3 separate regions of the Mus musculus genome follow, and all the other regions are linked to region 1. Evidence: chromatin loops called from intact Hi-C (ENCODE). Cell type or tissue: gastrocnemius. All regions are shown on one strand.

Region 1 (8,000 bases):
GTGCAGGCAAAGTGGTCCCAGAGTCAGGCGCAGCGAGGTGCTGCTGCAGAGCCGGGTCGTGGCTCACGCGTCTTGTGCCAAAATGCCGCGCTTCGCCTTGACCGTTATCCGCCAGTGAGTATCGCAGTTGCCGGGAGCTTCCTGGCCTGGGTCTCTTCTGGTCCCTACGTGCTCCAATCCGGGGAGGGTGGGCTTTCCATGTGCTTTTTCTTTGCATCCTCTCGTGTCCAATCTTTTATCCGCGACACCCTGCGTGAGGAAGCCGGGTCTTAAATGTCAAGAGCCTTGCGTTTTCCACGAGGAAAGAAGTGTGGAGAAGCACACGATCACGGTTCCCAGCCATTGCGAGAAGACATGACCCGGCCTCTCGACTTTTCAGTGTGACCTTTTCTGCCCCCTAGTAAATTCCAGAGTTTTTAGAATTGCTGAGCCACACCTCATCTATCCTATGCTGGTTGCCTTATTTTCTCACCCTCCCCTCCCCCTTTCTCCTTGCATCGGGGGTACTTTTGCAATTTACCTCCCTTCAGAGGCTACAGTTCTGAGGGAAAAAATTAGAGAGTTCGAGATCTCCGTCTCAGTCGACTGCATCACCCTGAACAAACATTTTTATCATGACAGATTTCATGGAGCAGAATCTGGCTTTAGGTCACCTATCGTTTTCCTTCCCAGTACATGTTTGCCTGGTGATGATGGTAGGCAGATTCAGGGTGGGTAAGAGGAGGGAAGTTTCAAGGCGTTGCTTGGTTGGGATTCAGGCTCCTCGTTGGGATTCAGTAGCTGCCTCGTAGGACAGACTTAATCTTTCTGACCTGCGTTCCGATAAGCAGATTGGTGGCAGCAGTCTTTCTAATCTCTCTGGATCTAACCAAATGGAGAGGATGGAGCACATGGAGCAGAGAGGAAGAAATATGCCCGAGAATTAAATAACGTGTTCTTCTGTAAGCAAAGCTCAGATAAAAAGCAGCTGAGTCTCACCTGTGTAGTCAGGGCTTATCAGAACAGCTTCTCGGAGCGGGACTGATTACCGTTTCCGGCTTCATAGGGCTCACAGGAACGCTGACAGCGTTTGAACCTTGTGGCGACCTTCTTCAACGCATGCTTTTTCTGTCCAGCTTCCTCTTTATAGGAAGATGGTCTCCAGCATCATGTGAAGTGGACCTTTAGGATTCAGGGATTTTAGTGGCTAAATTAGAACTCTGGTTCCCTGTGTCTTTCTGTGTCCCTGTGCTTTCTAGAATGTTCCGGGAGATGATACCGCTTTATTGGGAGCACTAAAGGAACATGAACCCCCTTGTCCTCTTTTCAATGTAGACCCTGCTGGGAAACGATCCCTACTTAGATTTTTTTTTTTTTTTTTTTTTTGGTTTTTCGAGACAGGGTTTCTCTGTAGTCTTGGCTGTCCTGGAACTCACTTTATAGTCCAGGCTGGCCTTGAACTCAGAAATCCGCCTGTCTCTGCCTCCCAAGTGCTAGGATTAAAGGCGTGCGCCACCACCGCCCGCCCCCTACTTAGATTCTTAACGGGCAATATCTGTGTGAATATGGAGTATCTGTGATTCACTGGAGAGTAAGGGGAGTCAGACTCCAGGGAACTTAAAGTTGTGGGGCAAGTATTTGAACCAGAGCAAATTAACCCACTATTCTCTGCTTCTTGGTTATCTTAAAGCCTAGTGTTCGAAGGTCACTTGGAAATATCACCTGGTCTAATTTTAGTGGGTAGTAAGAATAGGTTTCTTCAACAGTTGTGGCAGCATACTTAAAACCCCAGCAGTCAGTAGGTAGAAGAGTTGAAGGCCAGCCTGGTCTACATTAGCAGCCAGAGGAACATAGTGGAATCCTGTCTCAAAGTTTTATTCTCTTTTAGACACAGGAAGACTAGTATGTTGAAATAGACAGGGCTGTGGCTAGCTGCTGTCCTGGCATGGTCATCCCAGGTTTCCTCTTTCTGTTGGACTTGTGACAGATAGAAGCCTGGTTGGTTCAAGAACAAACATGCTTTCACATTTGACTGGTAGTCACCATAGGTAAATCTAACAACTCATGGGAAAGTTGGCTAATTACATTGGGCTGTACTATAATGCAAGACAAATTTAAAGCAATTTTTTTTTTTGTGTCTAACCAAATCCTTCATGGAATTTTATGTGTATCCTAATTTGTCATGTTTTAAATATTCTAGTAATCAATTAATTTTATGAGTATAGGTGTTTGCATGTATGTCTGTGTAGCATGTGTGTTCCTGGTGCCCACAGAGGCAAGAAGAGGGGGTCAGATCTCCTAGAATTGGAGCTCTGGACATTTGTTAGCCTGCCACGTGGGTGCTGGGAATTGAACCTGGGTCCTATGGAAGAGCAGTCAGTGCTCAAGTTGCTGAGTCATCTCTCCATTGTTTTTGTTTGTCTTATTTTGAAATGGAGGTGGTCATTTTTGGACCAGAACACCTGGATTCCAAGTTTTTGTTTGTTTGTTTGTTTGCTTGTTTGTTTGTTTGTTTGTTTGTTTGAGACGGGGTTTCTCTGTGTAGCCCTGGCTGTCCTGGAACTCACTCTGTAGACCATGCTGGCCTCTGCCTCCCGCTGGGATTAAAGGCATGCGCCACCACTGCCCGGCTGGATTCCAAGCCTCTTGTCTCTTGTTTGTATTGAACTGTAATTTCTCATGAAAGTTGCAGCATTGTAACCCAACCCAGGGAGGCTGGGTGAGTGTTCGTACCTGACAGCCACAGAGGCCTGGATTCTCTTGAGCTTTTGGGTTTATAGTTAGTCACTTGCAACACCATTTTACTTCCATTTTTTTATTATTATTATTTTTTCCTCTGGGACTAGCCTTTGAATCTGTATTTGCAATTGAAATGGTTGGTAAAAGGTCAGGTGGTATCAGGTGAGGCGGTAATTTACACACTGGAATAAATGTGCTGAAAACCCCAGAAATGTGCTAATTTCCCACAAAGGTCGGCTTCTCGGCTGTGGATAGCTTGAAGCTGTCAATTATTGAGTCGGAATCTTTATAAGGATCTAACAAGGGATTAAGTATGTAAACTTGAGCCAAGGGACTTGCTTTTAAGTAACAGCAAAGGGTAACCTACAGCCTGAGCGAGGCCTGCTTGTGTCTTGTGTGTCCCCCATGGTGTCCCATGCTCACACCTCCCCCCCACACAGGGCCTATAAATGGCAGGTCATGAGACTTCAGCTCTTGGCATAAGTGTCTAGACTTCTGTGGAGCCTGGTGTTCTGTTTTGGAAATGGATCACCCTGCAGAATTTGAAAATGAGCGATGCATCCTCCACTCCAAATACATCGCTCTGACCTTTCCACAGCCGCCTCCTTCTCTGGTTCCCTAGCCAAGGGCTTGTTTAGCCTTGCCCATCCCCTAAACTAGCTTTAAACACCTGCCTCAAGGATTTATGGATACCCTTTAAAGCTGCTAAAAGCTGCAATACTAAATATTTACACAGGTTTTGGGGAAACAGTTCTATTTTGGGTTATGTAATCTTTGAATATTTATAACGTGGCTTGAGTTCAAAACTGCCTGCTAGATGCTAAAAGGTAGCAGGGGTGTGTGTATGTGTGTGTGTGTGTGTGTGTGTGTGTGTGTGTGTGTGTATGTTAGGAGTGTATTAAGCATATATGTAGGTGGGGAGACTTCAGTAATTCACTGAGCCTGAAGCTAATTTGGCAGCCAGCATGTCCCAATGACCCTCCTGCCTCTCTCCCCAGCCACCAGCACCCAGGTTCAGACATATACCTTGCCATTTATGTAACACCTGGATCTCAGCTCAGTTCTTACAGAGCAAGCACTCTTCCCCACTGAACATCTGTCTCCAGCCCCAGCAGGGATCAACCTACAGCTGAAGGAAATTGTTCACTATATCGCATCCACTTTTGTTTTTACCTCTTAATGAACAGAATCACTAGATGTGGGGCAGTGCCTTTGCAAAACTATCCTGTCACTTGGATTCTTTTCAGTGTGTGTTCAAAAGAAAGGCCACTGCCCATATTATGGAGAGATTTCACTCTCAGTGCTATCTGCAAAATGTTGGAGTGACAAAATTAGTAATTTTCTCGTGTGTGTGTGTGTGTGTGTGTGTGTGAGTGATCACTCTCCACCTTTTTTTTTTTTATAAAATGATAAAGATTTACTTATATTTTATGTGCATCGCTGTTTTGCATGAAGGAATGTCTGTGTGTCATGTGCATGCAGTCCCCCAAGAGGCCAGAAGAGGGCAGCAGATTCCCCAGAAATGGAGTTACTGATGGTTGTGAGTCACCAGCCTCTAGCCCCTCCACCTAATTTTTTGAGCCCGGGTCTTTCACTGGTTCTGGAGGTTTCTGATTGTGTTAGGCTGACTGGCTCGAGCTCCCCACACGTTTTTACTTCAGGTATAAAACCCAGGTACTCGTGCTTGTATGGGGAGCAATTTACCTCCCAACTGAGCCATCTCCCTTGCCCCCTGCCCCATCCCTGATGTTAAATGTGCCCAGTGAGGGTGCTGCTTTGCCTCTTGCTGGGAGTTAATTGGGAGGATATTACTTCTACTTAAAGCGATTCCGTTTTATTTCTTTAGATTTTGGAGACAGGTCTTCTGTAGGCCAGGCTGATCTCAGAGGTACTGTGCCACTTGGATGACCTTGAACTCTGGATCCTCCAGCCTCTGATCCTCCTGCCTCCATCTCCCAGTTGCTAGACTTACAGGCTGTGTTACCAAACAGCAGCATTTGGTCGTTGGAGCAGGTCTTGCTGAGTGGCCTGAGGTAGCCTGGAACTTGATTTGTAGCCTAGGCTGGCCTTGAACTCACACAGTTTTTCTTTCTCCCCCTCCCAAGTGCTGAGCCATGAGCCGGCAGGAGGCAGTTTTTATTGGTATCAGGAAGGTTTTAAAGCTGAGATAGGAAGTGAGCCCAGGGCACAATTTCTCTCCCTAGATTAGGAACACCAGCTTGCGCAGCCCAGCCTTCTGCCAGCAGACCTTTCTGTATGTCAGAGGTTAATGCTTTTTTTTTTGGTGCCTGTTTCTTAAGATGCTGCTGTACTATATATAGGAACTCTTTTAATAGTGGGCCATCAGTCGTCTTGCCTTTGCCAAGGCCTAAACGGTTCCAAACACAGTAATTTCATTTATGTAATCATACATTTTAAAAAAATATCTGTATGTTTAGGAACCAAAACAATTCTCCTTGTTCCTATTCCTCTCCCCATATGAGACCATATTTATTTACTTCTTTGTATTTTAGTTGCTTAGTTTATTTTGCCATGTTCAGTATTGAGCCTGAGGCCTTGCATGGTTAGCAAGTGTTCTACCACTATACTTTTCTCGCTTAAACAAGAAAACAACTTTATTTTGTTTTTGAGACAGATACTCCCTGTGTAGCTTTGGCTGGAACTCACTTTGTAGTTCAGGCTGGCCTTGAACTCACAAAGTTCCACTTGGCTGGAACTGCCCCTTGAATGACAAGAACCAGCCTGGCCTTGGAGAGAGAGGGGGGTTCTGAGAGAAGGGGTGTCTGGGAGTGGTGAAAACAAATGACTCGAAGTCCTGGGTCCAAGCTGGTGGCCCGTCACGGCAGAACTTTCCAGCAGGCTTTCTCTCTGTTCTGCTTTCTCCAGGCAGCTCTCTATTTTCTGCTAGAGACAGCTCTCCCAGCAGTTCTCTTGCTATTCTAAAAAAGATTCTGGATAGCTCATCTCTTGCGGATCACAAGCCCAGTGTTTAACTTTACATATCAATCCCGTCATTTATTCTAGGTTCCTTTTTGATTATCCTGTGAATCAGCATCCAGAGATCCCTGCCCCCTGATTCTTTTGGAGGCAAGGAGCACACATTTTCTTTTTAACTTGGCAAAGGAATGCAGAGGTCTGCCTGCTTCTGATAAGCCCAGAGCATTAACTAGCTAGGTGGGACCCTGTCCTGGAATTAGCATTTTTACCACACCTTGGCCTAACCTTGCTCTGTCTTAGGCCAACCCTGAATTTAGCTATCTGCCTGCCTTTGTAAGCATAAACAGAAAAGTACCTTTCTGACAAGTTGGCTCACAGCACAACTGCTTTAGTTCCTTTAGTTTCGTGAAGCCCCTCATTTAATTCATGTTACATCCTTCCTTTTTGAGAAATTACCTATTTTCGAACCCATGTTTTTAGAGTTCTTTCCTACAGCCTTAGGGTTTACCACTATTAGCCACACCTTTGCCTTCTGGACTGGGGTCCTTAACATTAACAGGAAGGACGTTCTTCGAAGGAGGAACATGAAAATTTGTACATTATTATACAAGCAAGCCTTGCCCAAAGCAGCCATGCCTGCTGGCCCTGTCCCAGGGGCAGGAACCATGTCATTCTGTCCCTCCCTAGGCCATGCCGGAAAAGGCATGTGTCACCTTGCCTGGACCTATTAATATAATTCTTCCAGTGTTTCTGTGTACGGGTCCGGATGTTTTTTATACCCCTCCTTTCTAAGGAGTTAGCACTTGAATCTTATTTCACACCTTGCCTTCCAGTCCTTTATTGTGGAGGTTGTTCTCTTACCACACAAGCTTTGTGGTTTGTTTGTTTTTAAATGTATATGAATGTTTTGCCTGATACACTTGAGTGTGTGTGTGTGTGTGTGTGTGTGTGTGTGTGTGTATGTGTATGTATGTATGTGTCACATGTGTGCCTGATGTCTGTCGAGGTCAGAAGAGAGGGTATTAGATCCTCTGGGACTGAGTTGAGAGCCACCATGAGGGTGCTAAGAATGGATCCCTGGTCCTCCCGGAGAGCAACAGTTCCTTTACTCACTAGCCATCTCTCCAGCCCTTCTTGGTGTCTCTTAGCCAGATCTGTGTTTGTTTTTAGGGAATGAACTTTATTAAGAGTCGCTGCGTGTGGAGGCCAGAGATGGGCAGTGCCGCGATTACAGGCAGGCACTTGTCGCCATGCCCAGCTTCCTCCACAGTGCTGAGATCGCAGCTCGCCCTGTGTGGTGATCACTTTACCAACTGACCACCCTCCTAGCCCTGCTTGGTGACTTTTATCCTAGATCTAACCTGCCATCTAGGCTTGCCCATGTGGCTCCCTCTCACCGCTGTCCTCCAGCCTCAGTTTACCCATTTATTTCCTGGAAATCTTTCCAGTCAGTCCTGTTGGTCTTCTGCTAGCTTTAGGATTGGGATTGCTTTGATTTTTTTAATTCCTCAAAGGGTAACCGCACTGAGTTCGGCACACAGTTGGTCTGCAAGGTGGCCATAGCTACCGCACAGTATGACTACCTCCATTCCAGGACCAGGGTCAGTTCTGGGTGCTAAGGGTCTCTTTCCATGTTCACACCTGTCACGTGCTTCTTCAGGGCAGCAGCTCACAGATGGCCACCCTGGTTCCGGGCCTGCTGCCCTGAAGTGATCCTGCTCGGTCAGCACGATTACCGTACCAAGGCTGCCTCATCATAAATAAAGCTGCATTTTTAATAGCTTTTTCCTCCAGCAGTTCATTTAACATTGATTTCCTGACCCATTTACATTTGCTCTAGGGGTGGCTTGATTTGGAATTCAAGAGTTGGGGTGGAAAATTGGAAAGGAAATAATTAGATTTGCAAGGTTAAGATTTGTCATGAATCTCATTGCTCTTCGATTTTTTTTTTCTTTTCTCTTTTCAAAAATAATTTGGTAACTTTTTTTTCTTTTCTTTTTTATTTCAGTGGTGAAACAAGACTTAATAAGGAGAAAATCATTCAAGGTTGGTCTCATCCGATTATTGCCCAGTTCTGCTTCACTGTTAATGACTTGGTGGGGGCGAGGGGAGGCAGGCGGCATTGTAATTGAGTTGAATTGGATTGGGGTTAGGGGGTGAGGCTACCATAGAATTGGACTAAAACGGTAGGTCACTCGAAGGAACAGAAGTCTCTAAAGTGGGCATGACGTGCACGGGTAGCTCCAATAGTGTCTCTACGCAGACCCTCACGGGGGCCAGTCACTGAAAAGTCGCCTTGGGTGGGTTCTTAAGGACCACAGTCACGATTTGACAAGATTAAAGCC
Region 2 (8,000 bases), 150 kb after region 1:
TGTAACGCTGCCTGTCTGAACACACTAGCTGTGTAACGCTCCCTGTCTGAACACACTAGCTGTGTAACGCTGCCTGTCTGAACACACTAGCTGTGTAAGGCTGCCTGTCTGAACACACTAGCTGTGTAACGCTCCCTGTCTGAACACACTAGCTGTGTAAGGCTCCCTGTCTGAACACACTAGCTGTGTAACGCTCCCTGTCTGAACACACTAGCTGTGTAACACTCCCTGTCTGAACACACTAGCTGTGTAACGCTGCCTAGTGACTTACACCAGTATGTCTTCTAAACACACAGTTTATGAGCACGATGGGTGGACAGAAAGCTCGGAGTGGTTTGTATGCGTATTTCATGCAGCAGAGCAGAGCCTGGCAACTGACTGCAAGTAAGCAGTGGGTTATAGCACAGACTTCAAGGAGCGAACTCTCCAATTCTAATTACACAGGGAATGGACAAACTCCCTATCAGAAGCAGACCCAGGGGAGAGCACAGCAAATGGCTGTAGAGTGGCAAACAGTCAGCTCCCCAAACAGGCACACAATAGTGTTGCATGGACTCAGCAGGTTCCATTTGGGAATAAATATATACATACAAATACAATATCTACATGCAGTAACAACTCATGAAGAAAAGAGAGCACACATTTTAAGGATAGAGGGCAGGGTAGATGGGAAGGTGTGGAGGGAGGAAAGAGAAGGAAGAAACGTAATTAAAATACAATCTCAAAATAAACAGAAAAGAGAAAAAGAAACAAGAGAGGAGCTCACAGCCCACTCTTCTGCCCAGGTTTTTACGAGTCACATGTTCCTTAGCAGTAAAAGGAGGTGATTTTGATGGAAAATATGATATTCATATGTTTTATCATAAACTATGAAAATACAATGAACATAACAACCACAGTAAAAAATGAATGAGAGACCTTAGAATAAACAGGTACTTGTATATCAGGATGCAAGCGTGATGAACAAAAAATGTAGTCGTGTGCAGATGAAGAAGACTCAGAAGTTTTTTCCCAAGACTTTCTATAACATACAAGTGCCTTTAAGAGGCTGAAGGAGGAGGATCACAAGTTCAAGGCTAGCCTAGGCTACACAGTGAGTTCTGGGAAGGCTGGGTACATACTGAGACCCCATCTTAAAACAACCAAACAAACAAAAAAAGAAAGTTGGTCTTTTACAAAGTGCCTTACTCTACTGCCTCATTCAAATCACAACACAGTTGCTTTCACAAGAACAAAATCCCAAGCCACATACGTGCCACCTTAAATGTAGGTGGTTTTCAAACTCCCTGTCGTGTACTGCACGCTATAGCTCACAGACGTAAAATCCTCCTCCCTTGCCCACACCCATGACCTCCACCTTCACACACTCTGTCACTACGACTGAGATTAAAAATCCTTGGACGGAGCTGAGGGAGCAAAGAGAAGGGAAAAGTGAGAAAATTATCTAACTAAAATGCATTAAACATTTTAAAACATATATGGGAACATATTTCTGACCACATCATCACTTGCTTGGGAGGTGGAGGAAGAGGATAACAGCATAAGAAGACACCGTGAACTACTCTACACAGTCCTCTGTTGGGATCACCTCTATACTGGTGTCCTGGTCCTGAAATGTAATGGTGCTCCAGCAGAGCCACAATTATTTATTGTTATTTATGTACTACTGCTTACAATTAAATATTGAAGAATAAATACCTACTCACGGGGGACTGACCCGCCCCAGGTACCTGCAATGCACTACTACACAACAGCAAAGGGCACGAAGGGGCTTCTGGACTGAGGGCCTGGCCTCCAGGGCAGGCCCTCAGTGCAATGCCTACGGAGCCACATGTATACAAAGTGTCACTGTGTAAGAAGGACAACTAGACACACATGCTTCTGTACATACAAACATATCTGGAAGGCACAGGCAGGCAGGATAGGAAGGAGGGGCAGCAGCCCCCTTCCATCTCAGTTTTCCCTTCTGTGGTCTCAGTTATCCACCATCAGCTGTGGTTCAGAAACATCAAACAACTCCAAAGATAACAGCTCACAAGTCTTCAATTGCATGCCAATCCAAGCAACAAGACGAAGTGTCACACCACCCTATTCTGTTCCATTCAGGACATAACTCATCCCTCTGACCAGTGGATTCACAGTGTGCATTGCTACCTGCTGGGTTTCACAGCTTGAGACCAGCGATGCTGACGATTCAGATGTGACAAAGAGAAGCCCGTTAAGTGAAAGGTGAAAACTGACAAGTTATGTACATGTAATAAAGACTAGGATGGATGCAAGTTCAGTACTGCCCGTGGACTGCAGCATCTCCTGGTGCTCCTGGAGCACCATCCAGAAGGAAGACTTACTGAGGACAGTCTGGAACCGTTGAACTAACAGAACAAAGTAACAGCTAACATGGGATGAGGAAGGGGAAAACACAGAGATATTGGTCAAGGGATATGAAGTTTGTTCTACAGGCTGAATAAGTTTCAGAGAGCTGATGCATAAAAATATGGCTATGACCCACTACATACGTGACCCTTATCAAGGCACAGCCCTGATGCTCTCACCACAGGGAGCCAAGGAGCAGCCTCTCGGGCGACAGACACTTTGCTTAGTTTGGGGTGATTAGTGTGGCTATGATTTGAAGACATAGCATCCTTCATTGGCTCATGATTTAAATGCTAGCTTCCCAATTGGTGGCACTCTTTTGGAAGGTTCTAGAATTTCAGAAGTTAGGGCAGGGTAGATGAAGTAGAAGTAATTATAAAGTATACTTCAGTACGTTTGAAAAATTTCCAACAAAATTCTAAGTAATTTGAAAGGACGTTGTATTGTAGATAAATACAGGGAAAAAGAGTCTTTTAACCACAACAGTCTCTCTCTCTCTCTCTCTCCCTCTCTCTCTCTCTCTGTCTCTCTCTCTCTAGAACAACTAAAACAGCCCTAAAGTCACAAAGCCAGAGATGGCTCAGGGCTGGGGTGCACGCCGTGGACCAGCACATGCGTGGCATGAGAAGGGGCTGCAGTCAATCCCTAGCACCAGACAAAAATATGAACACGGAAAACCTCGGGTTTGTTCCATTTTAACTGTGACTTTAATGCCCTTTATAGACATGGTCTAGCCATTAGAGACAGTGTGGTTCGAAAGCAAACTTTTCGAAAGCTCTTACTTAAGTATGGCAATGAAATTTTATCATGGTTTTTACTAAAGATCTTGAAAGAAAAATCAACTGAGAAAAAAAAGGAAGAAAGAAAGAGAGAAAGAAAGGAAAGGGAAAGAAAGAAAGAGAAAATTTGGGGGAAAACCCCTAGCTTCTGAAGATATTAAATTTTGGGTTTTTTGTAAGCCCCGCTGCTATGAACTCTGCGTGCTTTAGTGGTTGGTGTCTAGGGGCTTTAAGGATGCTGCATCACTGACCGCGGGCCTCTTTGCACTTGCTCTTGCGTTGGGTTCTCGCGTACAGCGCCACCTGCTGGACAACTTCCAGTTGTTCCTCAATCCGTGGGAAGTGGAAGTCCGTACATTCTTGGCAAACTGTGGCAAAATCTAAGGGATCCAAAGCATCATTCTAAGTGTAAACCATCAAAAATTTATCATTTACTTATAGAAAATGAGATCTAAGGGGGAGATGAAGTTTGTAAATATGATTTCTTGTTGTTTGTAATAACCGCACATTTGAATGTGTGGGTACAACAATTTCTCCCAACACTCCACTCTCAGAAGTACATTCTAATACACCTCCAAGTCATCTTTAAATAACACACACTATGGTTATAATCTATCCCCAGTGTCTGTAAACAATAAGAAGTGCTGGTTTTGTTTGACTTGGACGGCATGGGGGACACTGGGTAAGATCACTCAGCAGGCCCTGTTCTAAAATAAAAAATGTACTTATAGTTAGATTATTATTTTTACTTGTCTGTTACTCCACCACTTAGAAAGCAGAGGCAGGAGGACTGCTTTGAGTTCAAGATCAGGATGGGCTACAGTGTGAGACTCCTCTACAAAAATGGAATTACTGAGAGAAATGTGGTGAGATAGATCTGCATGGTACCTACTCACCTCTTTTGATGCCGCTATATGAATTAATTCGATTATCTACTAGCAAAACCAGGCCACAGAGAGACGTGGAGTAGAGGGACAGTGCTGTCTGCAGACGGTGGAGCTTCACGCCGCTCCCGTGAGTTCTCTTATGCTTACAGAAGTCCAGCATGTCTGCCCTCAGCAGCCGCAGGTTGTGCATGGTCTTCAACTGGGCTCCTAGGGGTGGACAGCACAGAGAGACACCGAGACAGCTACAGAAATCCTATAGTGGATGCAAACGTCTGTGACAAGACTGTGGGTAGATCCATGTCCCAAATAATAACTAAAAGTGGCTCTCCCGTCGCCCATGTTAATAGCCATTATAATTGATCTGCAAATATGTTAGCTAGAACATAAACTCTAGCCTTTGTGGAGCGGGTGGTGAGTTGGGGCCAGATACAGAGGGCAGGTCCTGCTCACTGCAGGACGTCCGCCCGAGGCTCCTTGTGCTGCTGAGGGAGCTCCCATACCCAGGTGAATGGTGAAGCTCTCCTCCAGCTTCCTCTGTTCCTCGTAGATCCTCCCAGCAGCGTCCGCAGACTCTCTGAACTGACTCGGCTGCACTTTAATCTCTTCACTGAAATTAATACAATTACGGTTATACCCATTGCACAGTCACCACAAGTTCTGTCAGAGAACAGTAAGCTCGCCACGAAACGAGAGAACTGAACAGCTGACACAGAGCTTAATTTCTCCCTAAAGTCATGTTAATCCACGGTGACAAGCAAGAGCACAGCAGCAGCGGCTCCCGAAAGCCCCACACGTCCTCTACTTCCTCCTCAGAGCAAGCAATGCGGATGATTCTCTTCAGTCATTACAATATCAACTAACACATCTCCACTTAGTATTTCCTAGTGGTTTAAAAATGATTCAGGGATTAGCTGAGGAACTAATATGTAATATCATTAAAAGCCATATCAGACATACATAAGAATTCTCAAGACAGGGCAAATTCTAAACAAAATTATAAAATAGATGAGGTGACAGCAATGAAGATTAAAAATTAAAACCTTGGGCTGCTGTGATGGCTCAGCAGGTAAAAGCCCTTGCTTCACAAGGCTGGCAGAGCATTAAGTTTGATGCTAGGACGGATTGCGGGAGGAAAAAAACTTCTGCAAGTGTCCTCTAATTTTCCCACTGCTCACTCATACACACACACACCCACACACATATACACATATTCACACACACACACATATACACAAACACACACACGATTATAATGATAATGATGATGACCATTATAATAACAGTAATTTACAAGACAGTTTTAAGTGCTTTTAATTAAAAGGCCAGATAAATCAAGAACCGAAAGGTTCCTTTGACACTTCCCTGTCTGGATGCATTCTCTTCTCACTAGACAGTTTTCTTTGCTCTGGGGTAAAGTTATCCTAGAGAAGCTATGACCACATAACTGCTCAATTCAAACCCATGGCACTAGGCAATGACGGAAAGTGGATGGTCCCAAAGGTGGGCAGGGGCATGAGGACAGCCTGCTTTCATCGGTGCACACTTTTCAAAGGGTGTTGTCATACAAGGATGTCAACAGAAATCAGCCAAAAATCTCACCAGAGTTCTAAAAGGTCATGTGCAGGGTAGAAGTCACTTTAGCCCAGGTCGGAGCCACAGACTCCTGCACCTGAACTCTCTCATCAGTCTCCACAAACTGTGTCCAAGGAAACACGGGACGGGAGATGAGAGATGCCTCTCGAATGACTGACATCCGAGCCAGACACAAGGCTTGCTCCAGACTGGAGCTGGACTGACAGGCAACCGACCTGGACACAGGTAGACCAGGGCTGTGGTGTAGCTAAACAGTAGATGGCTTGACCCACAGCAAATGACAGAAAACAAGACGCCATTGCTGTGCGAGGACAGCTGCACAGAGAGCTCTCACTCCACGGCACGGGTGTGCAAAGACCGCTGGATGCTGAGGATGGGGCTGCGTGCAGAGAAAAACTCGCAAACCCGAGTTCCAGCCCAGAGCAGCATCCAGCTACTATACAAAATGGAGCCGTTTGGGCACTGACTGTATAGATAACAGATCTGCTGCCCTGCTGACAAAATGTGAATCTTCTAAATAGCGATGGCCCATTAACTTCTGCACATAATTGCTCTCTGGCTAAATATATTCCTCTTTTGACAAGGTCTTACTTTGTAGTGCCTCGATATATAAACCAGGCTGGCCTCAAACTCAGAGATGAATCCGTCACTGCTCAAGTGCTGGGATTAGAGACATGGGCTGCCACTCCCTGCTGAAATCTCTTAATCCAATACCTACAGTAGAAAGCAGGAGGGGGAAGGGCTGGCTATGGTAGCACACACCCAGGATCCCAGCACCAAGAAGGCACAGGAAGGAAGGTCACTGCTAGCTAAGCCAGGCCAGTCTGCATCAACAGATGTCTGCTTTTAAAAGGTAAAAGTGAAACAATAAAAAAGCAAGCTGCAGAGCAGGAGCAAGGATGGACAAAACCTCTGAGGACAAACACACCCAGACAGTGTAAGCACACAGGCAACATCTGAGGACAGACACACATCCAGACGGTGTAAGCACACAGGCAGAGCTCTCACAGATTGGTGAGAAGAAAACACAAGGAGAGACACTGTCCCACACCTTAGCCATCAGGGACCCAGACAGTGAACAGGGAATGGGAAGTCCCAGTCACACCCGTCAGGATGGAGCACAGAGCAGGGAGCACTGGTCAAGGCTGCAGCGGAGCTACCACTCCAGGAGGCTGACGGGATGCCGAGAGCAGACAGCATGCTACAAGAAGAGCACGTTTTCCTTAATCTGTGCTCCATTAGGACAGGTGAAGAAACTCAACCAGGGTCCCCTACCAATGATGCCCCAATGTCATCAGGAAACACCCACTTACCCAGCACCCAATGACCCAAGCATAAAAGAGAAAGGTGGGACTGAAGGGACTCTAGCCAGTCTGAGCATGGCAAACATAGCTCTGGCAGGCCTTGCCCGTCTCCTCCATTCCTTCTGCTTGGCTAAAAGCCATTAGAAAATATTCCCAAAGCCAGTCCCCAGGGTCATTCCCGTACTTGGCCACTTCTTCCTCCTGAGGCTGAATATCAAGGTCCAGCTATCAAAATCCCCCCATTTAGCTCAATTAACATGCCCAATCAAAATCCTACACCTCATCCTAGCAGGCTTCCCATTGTACCTTTATAAATCTCTGTTTTCCTATGGGCCACATGTGTCTCCTCTCTTTCCAGAGGCAGCCCTTTGTCTCTTTGGGACAAATACTCTTTCTTCCCTCCCTCATTCCCTTCCCCTTCTCCCTCACCCTCTATCTCCTGCTGTTGTCTCTTATTCCCTGCCCCCTGTCCCTCTGGGGCAAATACATCTATATGCTGAGAACTTGGTCTTCAGGGTCCTGAGCTGATATTGGTCCCTCTAACAGGTGGACTTTACTTCATATTATTTATCTCAATAAGCTTGGTTGTCCAGGAGTCAAAAACAGAATTTCTGCTGCTTGAGGAAATATCTACTAAAGATAATAATAGTACAAGTTTTCCCGAGGGCATAACGGTTTAAGAAGCGGCAGCTAGAGGCCAGAATTTATACAGTGGCCTACACACTGAGCCAGAAAGCACAACTTAGCAAGGTTCTATAGCAAGAACATTTTAGCTTCCTTAAATCCATGGCTTTGAATGCCATTGCCTACAACTCACAGTGTATGCTCTACACTTGGGTCAGTGCATGCACTCCTGCACAGAAAGCCCAATGCACGGTGTGCTTGGACCCCTGAACTCCACTGTTCTCAAAATTCTGGCTGGGAAGTAAAGGACATGGGCTGTCCCTAGAAGACGGACAATTGGGAAAATGGTGAAGCAAATGAAAGACCATCACATGCAGAGAAGAGGTAAGAAAACTGCCATGGGAAGATGTTACCAGCTCGTTTCTTGTCTACAGAGGTGC
Region 3 (8,000 bases), 1.3 Mb before region 1:
AGGGACATACACGACCAGGAAAAATTCCAGATGCACATAGCCCTGCCCTGAGGTTCCAGACCTCAGTCCCTGTCTGTTGGCCTCCATCCACAGCTGCATCGCTGAGGGAAAGCCCTCTCACTGGAGACCTGTCCTCATGTCCTTGCAGGATACCTTCCCTCTTAGTGCATTGCTCCATGCTCCTTCTGCAGTGCTCCATGCCCTTACTGCAGTGCTCCATGTTCCTACTGTAGTGCTCCATGCCCTTACTGCAGTGCTCCATGTTCCTACTGTAGTGCTCCATGCTCCTACTGCAGTGCTCCATGCCCTTACTGCAGTGCTCCATGCCCTTACTGCAGTGCTCCATGTTCCTACTGCAGTACTCCATGCTCCTACTGCAGTGCTCCATGCCCTTACTGCAGTGCTCCATGCCCTTACTGCAGTGCTCCATGTTCCTACTGCAGTGCTCCATGCCCTTACTACAGTGCTCCATGCCCTTACTGCAGTGCTCCATGTTCCTTCTGCAGTACTCCATGCTCCTACTGCAGTGCTCCATGCCCTTACTGCAGTGCTCCATGTTCCTACTGCAGTGCTCCATGCCCTTACTACAGTGCTCCATGCCCTTACTGCAGTGCTCCATGTTCCTTCTGCAGTACTCCATGCTCCTACTGCAGTGCTCCATGCCCTTACTGCAGTGCTCCATGCCCTTACTGCAGTGCTCCATGTTCCTTCTGCAGTACTCCATGCCCTTACTGCAGTGCTCCATGTTCCTACTGTAGTGCTCCATGCCCTTACTGCAGTGCTCCATGTTCCTTCTGCAGTACTCCATGCTCCTACTGCAGTGCTCCATGCCCTTACTGCAGTGCTCCATGCCCTTACTGCAGTGCTCCATGTTCCTACTGCAGTGCTCCATGCCCTTACTACAGTGCTCCATGCTCCTACTGCAGTGCTCCATGCTCCTTCTGCAGTGCTCCATGCCCTTACTGCAGTGCTCCATGTTCCTACTGTAGTGCTCCATGCTCCTACTGCAGTGCTCCATGCCCTTACTACAGTGCTCCATGCCCTTACTGCAGTGTTTCATGCTCACCGCCATCCCCACACACATCACATTATAGCAGTGGCCATCACCTATCCACTTACCACTGGAAGCCAAGTGCTGCACTAGACACACCGGAACATTCCCTCCTTTGTAACCACTGGGTCACCCTATTGACAGGACTCACAGACAAAACCTGCCCCAGTTTTGACAGCTATACTGCAAGGTGAGCCAACCCTTTGCTTATTGCTAACCAATAAGAGCTGTCTATCATAACCTTAGGTAACTTTGTGCCCGCAGTCTGCAGGCACTGAGTGCTGGTGCTGAGTGCTCCACTGGGAGGTGCTCATGAGATCAAAGGAGTTAGGCCTCCAACAATGCTGTTCTCAGGGAAGAGACACAAACTCACTGCTAATACTTTCTCCATCACAACTTGCTGTGCCAGATAACACCCAAAGACCATAATCAGCAGGTACCTATGTGAGCACCAGAAAGATAAGTACCATGTGCAAGGCAGTGGTATACAAAGGCTCCATTCACTACCAAGAGCCTTCACTACCAGAGTAGCCACACACACACCCCACATATTCTCTGGCAGTGTCTCTAGCCACCTAACAAATCAGACCATGGTTAAACTCATGAGACTATAAATTGCTGGAAAGAGTAGCTTACTTCTACAACCCATTTGTTTGGTTCCATCAGAAGGGACTACAATAAAATACCTAATATACTTAAACCATCATAATAAGGGTTATTATTATTTCACTTCTTTGGGAGGGATAATAGGGCACAAGTGTGGATGTCAAAAGACAACTTTGAAGGGGTTTTCTCAATACTGTGGGTGTTAGGGATAAAACCCAGGTCTAAAGACTTTCAAAAGCACCAACATCCACTGAGCCATCTCGCAGGCACCATATAATAACTAGCTTATTGCCTACTTAAACGCCATCACTTGCGTTGGACCACGAACAGCACCATGCTGGGCACACAGAGACAAAAAGTTCATTACACTGGAATGAAAACTCGCAAAGCCAATAATACAATAGGCAGGTCTGATAGCACTCACCAGGCTGTATAACTGGGTACTAAACTGCTGGGCAGAGTCAGGACCTCTCCAGACAGATCTTCCATCAAGCCAGCACTGTTCCGGTAATCAGAACTTCATGGTTTTAGCCACACAGACTCAGAACTCCACAGGCATCTCATAGGAGCAGCGAGCAGGTTGAGAAAACCTTCCTTCCTATTCACCTTTAGTAAAGAGGGGGAAGGGGGAAAAAATTTTTTTTTCGCGTGAGCTGAAACCATTTTGTGTGCCAGTACTAACCAAAAAAGGCTGATTAGTATGGTGGGAGAAAAGGAATTTTAACACACGTACCTCCACTTACAAGTCTATGGCTCTTATAAATCTGCTCATGGCATTTTTGCGGTGGGCCTGCCAGGCTGCAGGGAGGGCAAAGTTGTGTCCGATCTGTGCACCTGGGCTGAAACTGTCCCTACGGGGCCCACACTTTCAATCCCTCGACCTCTCTTTCCCACACTGCTCAGGTGCCCACGCCTGGAACCATGGGCATCTGTGGCACAATCACGGGAGGCCGATCTTTGCCACTTCACATCTGACTGCCTGTCTCCAGCTATTCCGCTGTGGGCCTGGGTGAGCAGGGCCGGCCACGAGGCAGGCCCGGACTTGGGAGGCTCGCCACTTGGAGTCCTGAGGATAGAGAAGGATCTGGAAAAATCGCTTAGACGCGGGCAGAGGGGTGGGGTAAGGGTGGGGGTGGGGCGGAACGACATAGGGAAGATTGTGATCCCAGAGGTCCTGGTGTAGGAGGAGGGCACTCCTAGGGGCCATCAACCAGAAAAGCAAATCTTAACAAAAACGACACAAACAAACAAAAAAACCAAACCACTCCAGTACCCTCAGTCCAAGAGCCTCAACCCGTTTAACCGCTTCTCTAGAAAGTTCTCCGCTCCCGCCCCTTTGCAGCCCGCTCGTGCCGCTCCTCCCTGCCCCGCCCCCGAGGCGGAGGGGACCAATTGCAGGCCGGGCCGCGCCAGGCCCGCCCCTCGGCGTCACCCCACTCGGCCGCCGCCGGCGAGCGCGCGGATAGCCGGGTGCGCGAGCCTGGAGCGCGGTTCGAGGTGGGCAGCGCCGCCTTCCGCCGCACGCCGCCCCGTCGCTCACTCCGGTCGGCGGCCAGAGTGCCGTGCTCGCGCTTGCCACACTCTCGCAGCCAACGGTGCGCCCAGCGGCCATGACCGCCGAGGAGATGAAGGCGGCGGAGAACGGGGCGCAGTCGGCGCCCCTGCCTCTCGAAGGAGTGGACATCAGCCCCAAACAGGACGAGGGCGTGCTCAAGGTGAGGGGCCGCGGAGTCCTCGGCTGCAGGCTCATGGGCCTTGGGGGTACCGCGGCCGGAGGATGGGGGGGATTCGTCTTCCCTGCGCAGGCTGCAGCCCTGAAAACGGCACGGCGGCTGCACGCTCCGGAGGGTGCGGCCCGGGTCCGGGAAGAAGCCCCCACTGCAACGCCAACTCGATCCGGCTGCACTGTGCGGCTGAGAGGGGCGGAGCGGAGCGCGAGAGCCGCTGCCAGGGGGCCCGGGCGGGGTGCACGAGGCTCGGGCGCGCCGAGGGACTCAGGCCTCGCCTCCCGGGAACCCCTCGGCCGCAGCGTGCGCCGTCCACCTGGACGAAGGTGCGCCAGGGCTCGCCCACTTGAAAGTTAAACATTAGCTAGGACCTGAAACGGCTCCCGGGAGCAGGTTCCTGGCCCAAAGCCCTTTGTGCCTTTCTGCGCCCCTTTTGCAATCGCCGAGATCCAGCGAGGTCACGGGCTCGGCCATGCTGTGCCCCCTTTCTCGGCCCGGGGAGAGCGAGAGCGATGCATGCCGGGACCTGTAGTTCCTCGCCTGCCCCTCCTGAGTCTTTCTGAGTTGGGGGGTACTGGGTGCTGGCCATGGGGGGAGGTGCATTGCCTTAGAGCCAGCGGCTCACTAATCGCCTGACTGCAAATAGCCCGAGGAGCGAGGGGGAGGGCGCCCTGACCCGGGTCGGGACAATGGACGCCGTTTCAGAGCAGGTTCTGCCAGCAGTCCAGGACGGTGAAATCCTAACCTGCATTGCATGTCTCCCTGCATCCATTGTTTCTCCTCCGTGAGTCCCATTGCTCAGTTTCTAGTGTGTGTGGCTTGTGCAAACCAGAGACCTTAGGGAGCCTCGTTGGTCCAGAAATGCTCCTGGCTTTTTACCTCAACTCTTGCTGCTCCCCGTGAACATGTGGCCCTTTCTCCTTTGCGCTAGGTTCTGATTCCCAGACGGGGTCTGTTCCTCTTTTATCCTCCATTCCTTCGCGGGGCCCTGTACATTCTTATCAAGGAAGCCTTAGAGGATGGGTTCCATATCTACCTATTGGCTCTCCTATGGGGTCACCATATATAAGAATGTTAAGCAGAAATAGACGCCTGCCTATACACGCAGGAGAGATAAAGGACTCCTTGGCTTGCCAGACAGGTAGTTTCCCTTCCCACATGTAGTTTCCAGCGCCTGATACAGAGCCTTTGTGCTCGGCTGTAATCTGGTCCTTCCTTTTTCCCAGTTTTGAGGGGATCTTTTTCTTTTCATTACTCCTGTTCCTTTCTATTCAAACCAGACCCTGATCTGGTGATCCACTACTTTCTATCAGGTTTTTGTTTTTATTTTTGTTTTCCCCCAAACACCTCTGGAGGATAGGGGTTGTCCTCAATGCCTGACCGATAAGTTCTGGATAGTTTAGCAACTTGTCCAAAACCATAGACAAAACTTGAACCCAAATTATATGCAGTTCTCTAAAGCAAGACCTGGAGGGAGATGGCTAGGGAGGTTAGTTGAATCTAAGCTAATCACTGGTATCCATCATTTGAAGACTAAGCTCTCGGACCTGCTGAAAAGAAGCAGGGGGCAGTGGGTGCAGCCGAGTCCATCCAGTATGTGTCTTTGGGGGGCTTATGGGCAGTTGGGGCCCTTCTGCCCACATCCTTAGGTACTCACCTTCTCTTCCCCTCCCCCCCAGGTCATCAAGAGAGAGGGTACAGGCACAGAGACACCCATGATCGGGGACCGAGTCTTTGTCCACTACACTGGCTGGCTGCTAGATGGCACAAAGTTTGACTCCAGTCTGGACCGCAAGGACAAATTCTCCTTTGACCTGGGAAAAGGTAGGCTTGGTTAGTGGGTTGGCAGGATAGATAGGCTCCGAAGTTGATAGCAGCTGTCACAAGAAAAAGTGACGTTCCCAGCCAAGCTGGAGCTGGGCTCAGCACTGCTTACCTATGTTTCCAGCGACCAGAGATTGAGGCAAGCCTTGAGCCAGTAGTAGTTCAAGCCAGCCTTGGCAAAAAAGCACAAACTAGCCCTCACAAAAGAAAAGGCCACCAGAAGGAAGCTTAAGAAGGAATGGCCACAGCCGGGCGTGGTGGCGCACGCCTTTAATCCCAGCACTCGGGAGGCAGAGGCAGGCGGATTTCTGAGTTCCGAGGTCAGCCTGGTCTACAGAGTGAGTTCCAGGACAGCCAGGGCTATAGAGAGAAACCCTTCCTCGAAAAAAAAAAAAACAAAAAACAAAACAAAACAAGAAGGAATGGCCAAGAACCCATATGTTACCCATCCTGTGTTTCCTTCTCCTCTTGTGGGACAGACCAGTTCCTCCTTAACCGCCTCATCGATCCAGCGCTTCCCTTGCTTCTTGAACTGTGTTGCAGGGTTGAGAGATCTTTTAATGTCCTAAGAACAACACCGCCCTGCTTGTCCCCTGGTCCTCTTTCTAGAGGTGTTCAGATTCTGCTTGGGTGTAGTGCAGTGTCTATCTTTGGGGACACTGAGCCTAGAGTGACGCCCCTGCTAAGTGGGTCTTCTTTTCCTCTATCTACAGGGGAGGTCATCAAGGCTTGGGATATTGCTGTGGCAACCATGAAAGTGGGGGAAGTGTGCCACATCACCTGCAAGCCAGAATATGCCTATGGCGCAGCAGGCAGCCCTCCGAAGATCCCCCCCAACGCCACACTTGTATTTGAGGTGAGTGCTGGCCACAGATCTCTGGGCAGAGAGCCAGTCCTTATCTCACCCCAGCGCTTGGCTGCCCTCCAGCCCTTCCTGTCTCTTGAAGACAATGTAGCCAAGCCTGAGGGCCTAGCTTTAGTAGGAGGTAAGGTGGAAAGGTTAACTGGCTCTGCTGCCACCAGAGTGACCAGGAATAGAGGCTTCGGGTTAGAAGAGGGATTCCAGCTGCCCCTCTCAAATAGGGGTGACTAGTACTTTATCCGCTGAAGGGGGTCTGGGGTCAGGAATCGTCTGGGTTGTAAGGTGCAATGTAACATATTGGCATCCTGGAGCTCAGGAGGGAGAGATACCTTCCTATATGTCAGTGGTTGAGGCAGAACCCACTGAGGGAAAGAACTAAGGCTGTTGCGTCTGAAAGCAGAAAGCCAATCAGTGGGCATAGGGAGACTATTCACAAGGCCATTGAGATGGTAGGTCACTTCTGATGCCTGCCTAATGAAACAATCTTGTGTCCTTGTTAAATGGAACAGGATGATAGGAAGCTCGTCTTTCTGAAGCCAAGTAAAATCTATGTATCCTTCTTGCTAGATAAGGTCTGGCCTTTACTGGTGACTTTTCTGAGTGGAAAAGAGGCAGTTTCAACTGTTAAGTTGGTATAGCGGGCGGTGGTGGCGCACGCCTTTACTCCCAGCACTCGGGAGGCAGAGGCAGGCAGATTTCTGAGTTCGAGGCCAGCCTGGTCTACAGTGTGAGTTCCAGGACAGCCAGGGCTACACAGAGAAACCCTGTCTCAAAACAAACAAACAAAAAAAGTTGATGCAGAAGGGAGTTGGTTACCTTATGTCTCATCGCGCAGGTGGAGCTGTTTGAGTTCAAAGGAGAAGATCTTACAGAAGAAGAAGATGGCGGGATCATCCGCAGAATACGGACTCGGGGTGAAGGCTATGCCAGGCCCAATGATGGTGCTATGGTGGAAGGTGAGAAAGTATAGTCTGGTGTGGGAAGAAAAATCTAGAGTTGCCTTTGATTCCTGGCTCAGAGACTTTTAACGGCCTTGGGTAGTGTGGACCAAGTCACTTCCTTTCTATAAGCCTTTTGTCCCATCCTGAAAATGAGGAGTTAGACCACACAGCCTTAGCATCCTTAGTCTGAGCCACAGTGGTTATCTTGGGTCTAAGCCATGGGGTGGAGATGTGAGGAGCTGTGGCAGCTTCCTCGGTGCTCTGCCCTCTCACGCCGGCCCGGCAATCCTTCTCTTTCATATCAGTGGCCCTGGAAGGCTACCACAAGGACCGCCTCTTTGACCAGCGGGAGCTCTGCTTTGAAGTCGGGGAAGGGGAAAGTCTAGATCTGCCCTGTGGGCTGGAGGAGGCCATTCAGCGCATGGAGAAAGGAGAGCATTCCATCGTGTACCTCAAACCTAGGTGAGACACAGGCACAGCTGAAAGTGAACGGCGAGCCACGCCCCTGCACTGCCCTAAGGATGCTGAGAGCATCTTGAGCTCTTGATTGGATCTGAAGGGTGGCCCGCAGTTGTCCATTTCCTTGCATTCACGCCTTATTCAGATCCCTTACCCGCCAACATCACGATTTTCATGTGCCATTAATTTATTCAGTCGTAAACATTTGTTGAGACACCTCCTGTGTGCCACGCAAGCCGAAGTCTCTAGGGCTTCCCCCTGGTTCTTGCTTCATTGTCTCTTTGAGTTCGTCTCAACAGTGTATAGTTAAGGGTTAGGGGCCAGAAGTAGTGAGTGCTGAAGGACCACCTAAATGTGTAATGAAAAGGCTAGGGAAACGTTTGCCCGACGGGAAGTATTTGAACCAGGTCTCGAGATGGGGAGGTACATTCCAGGAAACAAACAGGAAGCCTTTCAGTCCAGAGCAGATGGAGGGCTGTGAGGTAACCTAGGCGTGCGCTCTTCACCCCCGCAGCTATGCTTTTGGCAGT

The links. Peaks named below come from ENCODE experiments on the same cell type or tissue, not always from the same donor. Only the 100,000 strongest peaks of a DNase experiment are listed, where the experiment ranks them.
Region 2: a loop joins it to region 1, with 4 times the contacts of the local background. A loop is called at or near these places in 12 of 42 quality-filtered maps.
Region 3: a loop joins it to region 1, with 4 times the contacts of the local background. A loop is called at or near these places in 2 of 42 quality-filtered maps.

What each region holds. Positions count from the first base shown.
Region 1 is chr6:127,101,550-127,109,549 of GRCm38, reverse strand. It overlaps Tigar (Trp53 induced glycolysis regulatory phosphatase), which reads left to right. Exons shown (of 6, transcript NM_177003.5): 1 at 1-114; 2 at 7,664-7,701. The coding sequence starts at 83. Among named protein-coding and RNA genes, the nearest start is that of Tigar, 4.0 kb to the left of the region's middle. In gastrocnemius, a CTCF peak has its summit at 4,216 (motif pointing right); a DNase peak (open chromatin) is centred at 4,223; H3K4me3 peaks cover 6,446 bases; H3K27ac peaks cover 8,000 bases.
Region 2 is chr6:126,951,381-126,959,380 of GRCm38, reverse strand. It overlaps D6Wsu163e (DNA segment, Chr 6, Wayne State University 163, expressed), which reads right to left. Exons shown (of 14, transcript NM_138594.3): 7 at 4,540-4,646; 8 at 4,049-4,246; 9 at 3,404-3,532. Among named protein-coding and RNA genes, the nearest start is that of D6Wsu163e, 15 kb to the right of the region's middle. In gastrocnemius, a CTCF peak has its summit at 3,461 (motif pointing left); DNase peaks (open chromatin) are centred at 2,162 and 3,446.
Region 3 is chr6:128,433,778-128,441,777 of GRCm38, reverse strand. Fkbp4 (FK506 binding protein 4) reads left to right here and starts at 3,122. Exons shown (of 10, transcript NM_010219.4): 1 at 3,122-3,372; 2 at 5,064-5,208; 3 at 5,922-6,064; 4 at 6,906-7,026; 5 at 7,317-7,473; 6 at 7,985-8,000. The coding sequence starts at 3,268. It overlaps Gm10069 (predicted gene 10069), which reads right to left and starts at 3,021. Exons shown (of 5, transcript NR_028593.1): 1 at 2,391-3,021; 2 at 2,082-2,263. In gastrocnemius, a CTCF peak has its summit at 3,173; DNase peaks (open chromatin) are centred at 3,624, 3,882, 5,119, 6,102 and 2 more places; H3K4me3 peaks cover 2,523 bases; H3K27ac peaks cover 2,903 bases.